Linked DNA regions of Homo sapiens: region 2 is linked to region 1. Evidence: read pairs that join two places in POLR2A ChIA-PET (ENCODE). Cell type or tissue: A673. All regions are shown on one strand. Links, peaks and the distances in the headings refer to the core of each region. The heading gives the core; the rest is flanking DNA.

Evidence for each region. Peaks named below come from ENCODE experiments on the same cell type or tissue, not always from the same donor. Only the 100,000 strongest peaks of a DNase experiment are listed, where the experiment ranks them.
Region 2: POLR2A ChIA-PET joins it to region 1 with 6 read pairs; 2 of 35 experiments call an interaction of 5 or more read pairs at or near these places.

Annotation. Positions count from the first base shown.
Region 1 is chr1:52,323,906-52,331,851 of GRCh38, forward strand. The region is part of intron 13 of ZFYVE9 (zinc finger FYVE-type containing 9); the gene reads left to right. Among named protein-coding and RNA genes, the nearest start is that of CC2D1B, 38 kb to the right of the region's middle. In A673, for the core only: no CTCF peak of the experiment used is centred there; a DNase peak (open chromatin) is centred at 2,056.
Region 2 is chr1:52,408,259-52,413,258 of GRCh38, forward strand. It overlaps PRPF38A (pre-mRNA processing factor 38A), which reads left to right. Exons shown (of 10, transcript NM_032864.4): 3 at 311-432; 4 at 2,857-2,942; 5 at 4,256-4,366. It also overlaps a transcript of ORC1 not described here and the pseudogene LOC124904850. Among named protein-coding and RNA genes, the nearest start is that of PRPF38A, 6.2 kb to the left of the region's middle. In A673, for the core only: no CTCF peak of the experiment used is centred there; no DNase peak of the experiment used is centred there.

The DNA.
Region 1 (7,946 bases), core at 1-5,000:
AAAAAAAGCCAGGCGTGATGGCGCATGCCTGTAATTTGAGCTACTTGAGAGGCTGAGACAGGAGAATTGCTTGTACCTGGTTGGCGGAGATTGCAGTGAACTGAGATTGTGCCATTGCACTCCAGCCTGGGCAACAAGAGCAAGACTCAGTCTCAAAAAAAAAAAATAACCACAAAAAAACAAATGAAAATAAAGATAGCTGGGCATAGTGGTACATAGCTATAGTCTGTGTACCTGGGAGGCTGAGGTGGGAGGCTCACTTGAGCCCAAGAGTTGGAGACTGCAGTAAGCTATGATTATGCCACTGCACTCCAGCCGGGGCAACAGAACAAGACCCTGTCTCAAAAACACACACACACACACACACAAAAACAAAAACAAAAACAAAACAAAACAGATTGAATGAAGACTCATAGTTGTCAATATGTAGATTCATAGGACTTGAAGATGGGGTCTAGCCTCTGGACACTAGTGAATTTCAGCTAACTGGAAGGGTACGTATTTACATTTTTCTTAAAATTACTCCAAGAAAGTATATTCTTCCACCTTTTCCATCGTTCTTCAGCTCAGTGTTTCTTTCTCACTTCTAGTTCTGTTCCTCACTTATGCTGTTTCCTCTGTCCAAAATATTCTTTTTATATACCTGATAGCCTTTAGCAAACCTCCCTAGAATTCTCCATCCCCTAGACAGTGTCACTGTTTTTCTCCTCCATTTTCCTGTTGTTCTTTATTTCTGTAACATGCACAGGATGATGGGTGTGAATCCTGTCCTCTGAATTGTGAGCCTCTTGAGGGCAGAGAGTAAGTCTTTCATGCTTCCCTGTATCCTTGTAGTTGTTCACTTTTCATAGATTTTTCACACCTTTGTACTGGATCTTCCTGTCTAAAGCCTTTGTTAATCACTTGATAATGTTTGTAGAACTGAATCACTAAAACTTATTTTATTTGGCCGGGTACAGTGGCTCACGCCTGTCGTTCCAGCACTTTGGGAGGCTGAGGAGGGAGGATCACTTTAGCCCCAAGATTTGAAACCAGCCTTGGCAACATAGTAAGAAAGACCCCATCCATACAAAATTAAAAATAAAAGAATTAGGCTGGGCGTGGTGGCTCACGCCTGTAATCCCAACACTTTGGGAGGCTGAGGCGGGCGGATCATGAGGTCAGGAGATCAAGACCATCCTGGCTAACATGGTGAAACCCTATCTCTACTAAAAATACAAAAAATTAGCTGGATGTGGTGGTGGGCCCCTGTAGTCCCAGCTACTCGGGAGGCTGAGGCAGGAGAATGGTGTGAACCCGGGAGGCAGAGCTTGCAGTGAGGCTGAGGCAGGAGAATGGTGTGAACGTGGGAGGCAGAGCTTGCAGTGAGCCGAGACTGCACCACTGCACTCTAGCCTGGGCGACAGAGCGAGACTCCATCTCTAAAAAATTAAATAAATAAATAAATACATAAAAAATAAAAGAATTAGCCAGGTGTGGTGGCACATACCTGTAGTCCCAACTTCTTGGGAGGTTGAGGTGGGAGGGTCACCTGAGCCCCAGAGGTCAAGGCTGCAGTGAGCAGTGATCATGCCACTGCACCCCAGCCTGAACGAGAAGGCGAGACTGTCTCAAGAAATAAAAACAAAAACAGAAACTTATTTTATTAGATACCCAATCTATGTGACACTAATTACAAGTGAATCAAGATTTAAAAGAAAATCGTGCTAACCACATTAACTCTCAGTATAGTTTTATGACTATTACAAGCCATCCAAATCTATTCCTACTTATTCGGTTTACTAACTAGTATATTCAGCAAGTATTTATGGAGTGCCTGCCATGACAAAGGCCCTATGCTAAGCCTAACACATATACAAATTGTATCCACTCCTCAACACTCTGCTTAAACTCCTCTATAAATCCTTTCCAGTTCAAATCGAAAGGCTAGTCATTTTTTAAACATGAGATCTCAGAGAGGAAATTGGAAGTACATGATGTGTTAACTGAAAGATGGATTAGGTGTTATAACTCTTCACACACTTCTGCAGCATAATCATTCATAGAACTGTGTTCTTTTAATTGGCTCCTGTGATTTTTCCGGGACTCCAAGGGTGGGAAACACCGGGAGGTAAAGCTCGTGCTGTTTCACTTGATGTGCTAAAATGGTTCTTATGAGATAATGCTCCTGTAGCATTTAGCTCAGCTTGCTCAGTGCCTGGTTCATGGTTGGTGCTCTGGAAATGTTACGTACTTTGCACATTCTGTTGTTACAGCAGTTGTTTCTCTGCCTTTTACTGGTATGTCATTCTCAATAATTTGTAAACTTTTAGGAAAGGTCTTTAATTTCATTATCTTATAAGAGGTATAGGAGCTACCTGGTTGAATTATTTGCTGCTGATTTTAAGGTTGCTGTAAGGTTCAGTAGGCAGGGTAGGGAAGATGAGCATACAAATTTTATTTAACAAATTGTTTGTTAAAAGAGTACTTATTATATGTTTGATGCTGTCCTAAGCACTTTGTAAATATTAATTTATCTAACTCTCATAACTCTATGAAATAGTTACTTTTATTATCACATTTTATAGAAGAGGGTCCTGGGACACAGAGAGGTTAAGTAAGTTTACCAAAGACACACAGATAGTTACGAGCAAGGCCAGTATTCAGATACTGTTGGTCGAAGGCCAGGCATGGTGGATCATGCCTGTAATCCCAGCACTTTGGGAGGTCAAGGTGGGTGGATCACCTAAGGTCAGGAGTTCAAGACCAGCTTGACCAACATGGTGAAACCCTGTCTCTACTCAATACCAAAAAAAAAAAAAAAAAAAAATAGCTGGACATGGTGGCACATGCCTGTGCCTGTAATCCCAGCTACTTGAGAGGCTGAGGCAGGAGAATCACTTGAACCCAGGACGTGGAGGCTGCAATGAGCCAAGACTGCACCATTGCACTCCAGCCTGGGCAACAAGAGTGAAACTCCATCTCAAAAACAAACAAGGCCGGGCACAGTGGCTCATGCCTGTAACCCAGCACTTTGGGAGGCTGAGGTGGGTGGATCACCAGGTCAGGAGATAGAGACCATCCTGGCTAACATGGTGAAACCCCATCTCTACTAAAAATACAAAAATTAGCTGGGCATGGTGGCATGCACCTGTAGTCCCAGCTACTCGGGAGGCTGAGGTAGGAGAATCGCTTGAACCCAGGAGGCGAAGTTTGCAGTGAGCCGAGATTGCACCACTACACTCCAGCCTGGTGACAGAGTGAGACTCTGTCTCAAAAATAAACAAACAAAAATACTGTTGGTCTTGCAATTAAGCATTATTCAAGGTTGAATGTGAATGATGGCATATAAAAAGTACAGAGAATGTGCTATGGCATTTCAAAGAAGGTAATGGTCACATTAATGTCTCACTGGGGGTTAAAGAAGTCTTCATGCTGGCCAGGCGCGGTGGCTCACACCTGTAATCCTAGCACTTTGGGAGGCTGAGTCGGGCAGATCACAAGGTCAGGAGTTCGAAACCAGCTTGGCCAATATGGTGAAACCCCATCTGTATTAAAAATACAAAAATTAGTGGGGCGTGGTGGCGTGTGCCTGAAGTCCCAGCTACTCGGGAGGCTGAGGCAGAAGAATTGCTTGAATCCGGGAGGCAAGAGGTTGCAGTGAGCCGAGATGGTGCCACTGCACTCCAGCCTGAGCGACAGAGGGAGACTTGTCTCAGAAAAAAAAAAAGTCTTCATGCTGAAATTGGCATTTTCAGGGGACTACTTTTTCAGGTGCTTGGCCATGGGAGAAGAAAAGGGAAGGTAGGCCGGGCGCGATGGCTCACGCATGTGATCCCATCACTTTGGGAGGCCGAGGTGGGTGGGTCACTTAAGCTCAGGAGTTTGAGACCAGCCTGGCCAAGATGGTCAAACTCCGTCTCTACTAAAAATACAAAGAATTAGCCCGGGTGGTGGCGGGCGCCTGCAGTCCCAGCTACTTGGGATGCTGAGGAAGGAGAATCGCGTGAACTCAGGAGGCAGAGGCCGCAGTGAGCCAGGACCACACCACTGCACTCCAGCCTGGCCAACAGAGCAAGACTCTGTCTCAAAAAGAAAAAAAAAAAAACCCAAAAAGAAAATAGTAATGCAAAGCCTCAGGGATGGGAAATGGTAGGCCATCAGGAAGTAGTCCTACATGTAAGCAGCATGTAAGGATACTGTAGGAGGGAGGCAAGATTTGGGGTTAGAGCATAGGAAGCTTGAGATTCTGAATGGAGGACAAGCTGGAGAAGATGTGACATAGAGCTGTGCTTTGATAAGTACGAAAACATTGTATGTGATGAATCAGAACTGATAGAGATTCACTGTAGGAAAACCAGTTACAAGGTCATTATGTCCAGAAAAGAGGCAATTAGGCCTTGAACTATGGTGAAAATAGGTATAGATACAAGAACATTACAGAATTTGAATTGACAGCAGAATAACACAACCAAAATGGATAGTCAAATATTTATATCATTATATGACTAGTGTAAGTTTGTTTTATGGTCAGTAAGGTCCTTTGAATCTCTTGAAAACTCTGCTCTTGTTGTAACTGAGCATTATCTTAAGAGAAAATATATTCATTTATCTCTAAAGAAATATGAAGTTTCTTTCATTGGACTTGTAATTTACATCCAAGGAAATGATTTCCTTTGAGGCCAGCTAATTTATTCAGAATGTCTGGATTGAAAATGTTTCTTAGTCTGCTTAGTGTAGACAAAATTAGAAACCACTTTAGCCTAATGATTCGGAAGAAATGATTTCTTTAAAATTGTGATCATCTCAGTTTCTTTCATGTGATACAAATGTAAATTGCAAATGAGAACCTAAATGTGTCTGTCAGTTGGCTTTGCTAAGCAGAAATCTTCTAGCTGACTCATCCTATTTACAGAAGAATTATTTCAAAGTAACCTTTGGAAAACCTGGGTAGAAGTGGTTTGGATTAGTGAGGTTGATAAATATCAGTGTAAGAGGAGTATTCAATTATAGTTTGGATACCTCTGGTGCTTTGGAAGAGTTATAATAAAGTAAAGCCAAGAGATGATGATGATGCCTTAGAGTTGTATGGATACAATACCTAGGAGTAAATTTAACCAAGGAAGTAAAAGACTTGTACCCTGAGAACTACAAAACGTTGCTGAAAGTAATTAAAGACCTGTGTAAATGGAAAGATGTTCCATGGATTAGAAGACTTAATATTGTTAAGATGTCAATATTAAAAGTGATCTACAAATGATTCATTGCAAGCCGTATCAAAATTTCAATGGCCTTTTTGCAGCAATGGAAAAGCCAATATTCAAATCATCTGTAATTGCAAGGGGCCCTTAATAGCCCTTCGTGGATGTTCTTGAAAAAAGAAGAACAAAATTGGTGGATTTATACTTCTCAATTTTAAAACTTACCCTTACCTCACATTATATATAAAAACTGACTCAAAACAATCAACCAACAAACTAAATATAAGAGCTAAAACCATAAAGCTATTAGACGAAAACAGTAATCTTTCGTGACCTTGGATTTGGCATTGGATTCTTAGATATGACCCCAAAAGCACAAGCAACAAAAGAAAAAAAATAGATGAATTGGATTTAATAAAAATTAGAAATTTTGTGCATCCAAGGACATTAGCAAGAAAATGAAAAGACAACCTATAAAATGGGAGAAAATATTTTCAGATCATATCTCTCATAAGGGTCTTAAGAATTCTTACATATCGGCCGGGCGCGGTGGCACATGCCTATAATCCCAGCACTTTGGGAGGCCAAGGCTGGCGGATCATGAGGTCAGGAGATCGAGACCATCATGGTTAATACGGTGAAATCCCGTCTCTACTAAAAATACAAAAAATTAGCCGGGCATGGTGGCCAGCACCTGTAATCCCAGCTACTCGGGAGGCTGAGGCAGGAGAATGGCGTGAACCTGGGAGGTGGAGCTTGCAGTGAGCCTAGATCGCGCCACTGCACTCCAGCCTGGGTGACAGAGCGAGACTGTCTCAAAAACAAAACAAAAAAAAATTCTTCCGTGTCAACAGCAAAGACAGCAAGGCAAAGTGGGTATGTGCCTGTAGTTCCAGCTACTTGGAAGGATAAGGTGGGAGGATCAGTGTCAACCTGGATAACATAACATAACATAACATAACATAGCACCATAGTCTCTAAAAAAAAGACAACCCAGTTAAAAAATGGGCAGGCCAGGTGCGATGGCTCACGCCTATAATCCCAGCACTTTGGAAGCCAAGGTGGGCGGACCACTTGAGGTCGGGAGTTCGAGACCAGCCTGACGAACATGGAGAAACCCCATTTCTACTAAAAATACAAAATTAGTGGGTGTGCTGGCACATGCCAGTAATCTCAGCTACTCGGGAGGCTGAGGCAGGAGAATCACTTGAACCTGGGAGCTGGAGGTTGCGGTGAGCTGAGATAGTGTCACTGCACTCCAGCCTGGGCAACAAGAGCGAAACTCCATCTCAAAAAAAGAATGGCTGCTCCATAGGCAGAGCAGTGTCATGGGCTGCCTGACTGAGTATAGTTACGGTATTTCCTGATTATATGCTAAACAAAGGGTTTTCTGGGAAAGGGGTGGGGAATTCCTGGAACTGAGGGTTCCTTCCTTTTTAGATCATATAGGGTAACTTCCTGACATTGCCATGGCATTTGTAAAACTGTCATGCATGGGTGGGAGCGTCATTTAGCATGCTAATGCATTATAATTAGTGATAATGAGCAGTGAGGACCTCCAGTGGTCACTTTCATCACCATCTTGGTTTTGGTGGGTTTTGGCTAGCTTCTTTACAGCATTCTGTTTTTATCAGTGGGGTCTTTGTGACCTGTATCTTGTGCTTTCCTCCTATCCTAAGAATGCCCAACCTCCTGGGATGCAGCCCAGCAGGTTTCAGCCTCATTTTACCCAGCCCCTGTTCAAGATGGAGTCAAACAACTCTGACAGCACTACAACTTTTTTATTTTATTTTTATTTTTTGAGATAGTCTCCCTGTGTTCCCCAGGCTGGAGTGTAGTAGCGCAATCTTGGCTCACTGCAGCCTCCACCTGTTGGGGTAAAGTGATTCTCCTGCCTCAGCCTCCCAAGTAGCTGGAATTACAGGCACCCGCCACCACACCCAGCTCATTTTTTTGTACTTTTAGTAGAGATGGGGTTTTACCATGTTGGCCAGGCTGGTCTCGAACTCCTGACCTCAAGTGGTTCACCCACCTCGGCCTCCTAAAGTGCTGGGATTACAGGTGTGAGCCACCGGGCCTGGCCTGCAACACTACAGCTTATAGGAGGAAGAGGGGAGTAAAACAAAATAAGTTTCCAGTTAGATGTTTAAAGGCTCAATTTTAAAGGATTAGATCAGAAAGTTGGACAAATGGGATGACATGAAGGAAAAAATGGGAAATAAAAACAAATTATCATTAACCCAGAGCTGGGCTAGGTGGCATGTGCCTATATAATCCCAGCCATTCAAGAGGCTGAGGTGGGAGGATCACCTGAGCCAAGGAGCTTGAATCCAGCCTGGACAACATAGTGAGATCCCTGTCTCTTAAAAAAAAAAAAAAAGTGTCGGCCGGGTGCAGTGGCTCACACCTGTAATCCCAGCACTTTGGGAGGCTGAGGTGGGCGGATCACGAGGTCAGGAGATCGAGACCATCCTGGCTAACACGGTGAAACCTTGTCTCTATAAAAATACAAAAAAATTAGCTGGGCGTGGTAGCAGGCACTTGTAGTCCCAGCTACTCGGGAGGCTGAGGCAGGAGAATGGCGTGAACCCAGGAGGCGGAGGTTGCAGTGAGCCAAGATCGAGCCACTGCATTCCAGCTTGGGCAACAGAGAGAGACCCTGTCTCAAAAAAAAAAGGTGTCAAACTCTTTTTTTTTTTTTTATTTTTTTTTGAGACAGAGTCTTGCTCTTTCCTCAGGCTGGAGTGCAGTGGTGCGATCTTGGCT
Region 2 (5,000 bases), core at 1-5,000, 84 kb after region 1:
AGTATTTCTTTTGATTCTTAGAGTAATCCTGTGAGGTAAATAGGTTTTATTCTAGTTTTACTGATGATATATTTGAAAGTTGATCAATATGTATGATGTTCCCACAGCCATAAATGGTAGCATGGGAACTTGAACTCAGGTCTCCATATTTTAGCTGTCTTTCTTCTGCTGCATTCTACCTCCACAATTGCAGCTTTCTTACCTGCCAAAGAGAAGAACATGTTTATCCACTACTGTCATGAGAACAGCTAGTTGTAAAACTCAGGAACTTCTAGGATGGCCTGTTGTTTCACTGTCATCTGTCTCTCAGGTATGTCCGCATGCTGGGGGCACTTTACATGAGGCTGACAGGCACTGCAATTGATTGCTACAAGTACTTGGAACCTTTGTACAATGACTATCGAAAAATCAAGAGCCAGAACCGAAATGGGGGTAAGTATGGTGCTAAGTCTCCTGATTGTCATTTTTAAGCCAGTTTTTATTTTACCAGTACTTCTACCTTTGCATTGTCATAGACAGTGTGAATGCTCCTTTTCATCTACATTGTTACTGTCTCTATGCAGGTTTTCCCTTGTCCCTCATGGGAGTTTTCAGTCTGACTACTAGCTTCGTGTTGGCCTTACCCAGCCTGCCTCTGTCTGTCTCCCTTTCCAAGTGCATCTTATGTTAATCCCTGCCTTGCATCATATGCCCCCTTTACATGTGCTCCATCCCAAAAGATCTAGCTGCAGAATGGCTTCTCCATAAAAACCTTCCCCAGCCCTCTCAGACAAAATTAGTTTTCCATATTTTACATCTTCACAGTTCTTTCTACTGGCCTCTCCTCTAACACTGTAATTCACACTGCAGCATATAAGACTACTCATTTTTATACAGGAATCCCACTGAAAAATAAGTATATCCAAGAGAGGCAGCTCCATACCTTCTACAAGGAGATTACTTAATGTGCTAAGGAGGGATTCCAGGTAATGCAGTCAAAACCTTTTCTCACTTGGTGTCATAACAGAAGATAGGAACATTTACCTTTCCCCCTACATGTATCATTAAACAGTAGAAGGTTAAGAATTTGGGGCCAAGCACGGTGTCTCACACCTCTAATCCCAGCACTTTAGGAGGCCAACATGGGCAGATCACTTGAGGTCAGGAGTTTGAGACCAGCCTCGTCAGTATGGTGAAACCCTATATCTACTAAAACTACAGTAATTAGCAGGGTGTGGAGGTGCACACCTGTAATCCCAGCTACTCAGGAGGCTGAGGCAGGAGAATCCCTTGAACCAGGAGGCGGAGATTGTAGTGAGCCGAGATCACGCCGCTGTATTCCAGCCTGGGCGACAGAGCAAGACTCCATCTTAAAAAAATAGAATTTGGTATTATACTTTAAACTTATTGATTCATTCATTGAATAAATACATATTAAGTGCCATTGACATGTCACATACTGTGCTATGTGGTGTAAATACCATGGTGAACAAGATGGACATGGTCATGGCCATGATGGAGTTATTTATTTATTATTTTATTACGTAAAACTAAGAATTTCTGAACCTATTGACATTTTGGGTCATATAACTTTTGTGTGAGGATTGGCTTGTGCATCATAGAATGAGTAGCAGTATCTCTAGCCTCTACCCACTAGATGGAAGTAACACCTCCTTCTAAGTAGGGGGATGGGCATGTGCAAAATTGCCCATGGTTGAGAACCCCAGAAGTAAGGTAATGTTTACCATGGAAGTTCTCAAAAGCTATATATGTATATGTATGTATGTATATATATGTATTTGTATATGTGTATATACACACACATATATATACATTTTATAATTATATTTACATACAAATATATAAATATACATAATCATATATAATTTATATATAACATAATTTATATATAACATAATTTATATATAATATAAATTGCCTGTAATCCCAGCTACCCAGGAGGCTGAGGCAGCAGAATTGCTTGAACCCGGGAGGCGGAGGTTGCAGTGAGCCAAGATTGCACCACTGCACTCCAGCCTGGGCAAAAGTGAGACTCCGTCTCAAAAAAAAATTTTTTTTCTAACTCTAGCCAAAAACAATATTTCCTTATTAAAAACACCTCAGCTCTGCCATATACTAGTAGTATAATCTTACGCAAATTACTTAAATTTAGTTTTCTCCTATGTAAAGTGAGGTTAATGATACTTTTATATATATATAGATGTATATATATATATACACACACACACACATATATATAGACATATAATTTTTTTTTTTTTGAGATGGAGTCTCACTCTGTTGCCCAGGCTGGAGTGCAGTGGTGTGGTCTCAGGTCACTGCAACCTCTGCCTCCCAGGTTCAAATAATTCTCCTGCCTCAGCCTCTTGAGTAGCTGGGATTACATGTGCCCACCACCATGCCCAGCTAATTTTTGTGTTTTTAGTAGAGATGGGGTTTCGCCATGTTGGCCAGGCCTGTCTTGAACTCCTAACCTCAAGTGATCTGCCTGCCTTGGCCTCCCAAAGTGCTGGGATTACAGGCGTGAGCCACCACTCCTAGCCAGTTCTCAAAAGCTATCACTCCATGTGCCATATAAGATACATGTTCTAAATTCAGAAACATTGAAGGTTCAGATGAGAAATTATATTTAAGTTATATGATCTCTTCAAGATCATCCCTACATAATTCAGGACTGTTTGTGCTTGTTTTTGTGTTTGTCTCCTGCTAATTGGGACATCTTCATTCATCCCTTAATCTCTTCTAAAGAGGCCTAGCACATAGATGTCCTGATATGAAGTCTTAACACTTCTTTTACTTTTTGGCATCTAAATCTTTTATTTCCAGGTTGTTTGCTCTAATGACTTTTTCTTGCAGAGTTTGAATTGATGCATGTTGATGAGTTTATTGATGAACTATTGCACAGTGAGAGAGTCTGTGATATCATTCTGCCCCGACTACAGGTAAGAAATAAAAGTCTGTTACCAGAGTCACCCTTCTCTTCCTAGACGGGCAGACAGACAAACACATACACACAGCTTAAACACTGAAGCCTGTGGATCTTATGGGTCCTCTTAATGAATAGTCTTCCTGTCTGGGAGTCCCAAGATAGTGGATTGGGAGTGAGAGGAAAATAGATAAAATATTTGAAGGGTAGGGCTTTAAAAGTGAATGGTTTAAAACAAGGAAACTTTGTTTTTCTCCATCCTTTTGTAGTTCAGGTGCATGTGTGAGTTGTGCCTCCCTCAAACCTTGTTACAAAGTCAGCACATTACCTGTCTATCATGAAAAAAGAAATTTATTCAGGATGTTACATCAAGGGTATTGTAGCTAGAGTAGGTAGGGAGTTTTTAACTTCATGAACGTTTTTTTTAAACTAATCTTCATGTAAAAAGCCAGGACATAAAACAGATAAAAATAGGGCCAGGAGTGGGAGACTGAGCCATTAATTCCTTAAACTTGCCTTCACCATCCTGCTTCCCTTTCCTAGTGATAAACGATTATCCATGAGGCATCTTTTCAGGAAATGAGTGTGATACAGCTCTCCTGTTCCATGTTGGCACTGTAGGGCATGTAGTGGAAAGAATGAGATTATAAATTTGAAAACCTACTTTGAGGGCCCAATTCTTATAGCAAGACAATGTCTTGCTGTGTTGCCCAGGCTGTTCTTAAACTCCTGGGCTCAAGGGATCTTCCTACCTCAGTCTCCCAAGGAGCTGGGACCACGGGTACATGCCACTACATTTAGCCATTTGGCATTTTTGAAATCAGCTTTGCCTCTCTGATCCTTAGCCACTCAAATAAACATTGCTAAGCCATATCCCAGATTAAAATGGAACCAGTTCAAAATGCATGAATATCAACAGCTCCCGAGATCCTGGGTCTACTGGAGATTTGGTACTACTCTAGGGCTAGGCCTCTTCTAGTGGAACTACCAGCCATGAACTTATTAGCCCTTGGATTTTCTCTGTGTGTGAAGCCCTTACTTTTGGTTCTAGGCTGTACCTATACTGATTGATATTCCCATGACTTTAGAGTATAAGGTACAGGGAATAGAGTCAATAGAAAATGAAGATGTTCTCTTCAGGTTTGTATTTATGTTTATAGGAGAACTTTATAGATTTCAGGTCTATTAAACTTGTTAGGAAAATCTTGAACTGTCTTTGAAATGAAATTGCCTCAGCTGTTGCTCCTTGGAACCCTGAAGCCCAGTGTTGAGGTTTCAAGAAATAGGGGAAATGGCAACAACCCCTAACTCTCATCATTTTCTCTGTAGAAACGCTATGTATTAGAGGAAGCTGAGCAACTGGAGCCTCGAGTTAGTGCTCTGGAAGAGGACATGGATGATGTGGAGTCCAGTGAAGAGGAAGAAGAGGAGGATGAGAAGGTCTGGCACCTGAGACTTTTATGGTTGTAGGGGAGGGAGTAATAGAAAATGGGAATGGTTTTTTGTTTTTAGACTTTAATTTTTAACTCTATTGGCCGGGCGTGGTCGCTCAAGCCTGTAATCATAGCACTTTGGGAGGCCAAGGCGAGTGGATGACCAGCGGTCAGGAGTTCAAGACCAGCCTGGCCAACGTGGTGGTGAAACCTCGTCTCTACTAAAAATACAAAAATTAGCCAGCGTTGTGGTGGGTGCCTGTAATCCTAGCTACCCAGGAGGCTGAGGCAGCAGAATTGCTTGAACCCGGGAGGCAGAGGTTGCAGTGAGCCAAGATCGCAACACTGCACTCCAGCTTGGGCAAAAGTGAGACTCCGTCTCAAAAAAAATTTTTTTTCTAACTCTAGCCAAAAACAATATTTCCTTATTAAAAGCACCTCAGCTCTGCCATATACTAGTAGTATAATCTTACGCAAATTACTTAAATTTAGTTTTCTCCTATGTAAAGTGAGGTTAATGATACTTTTTTCCCCAAGACTGTTAAAAGTATTAAATAAGATTATAAACTTAAAGCCCTTAGCAGAGTATTGGCACATTATAATTGCCTAATAAATGGTGGCAGCTATTAAATACTTGGAAA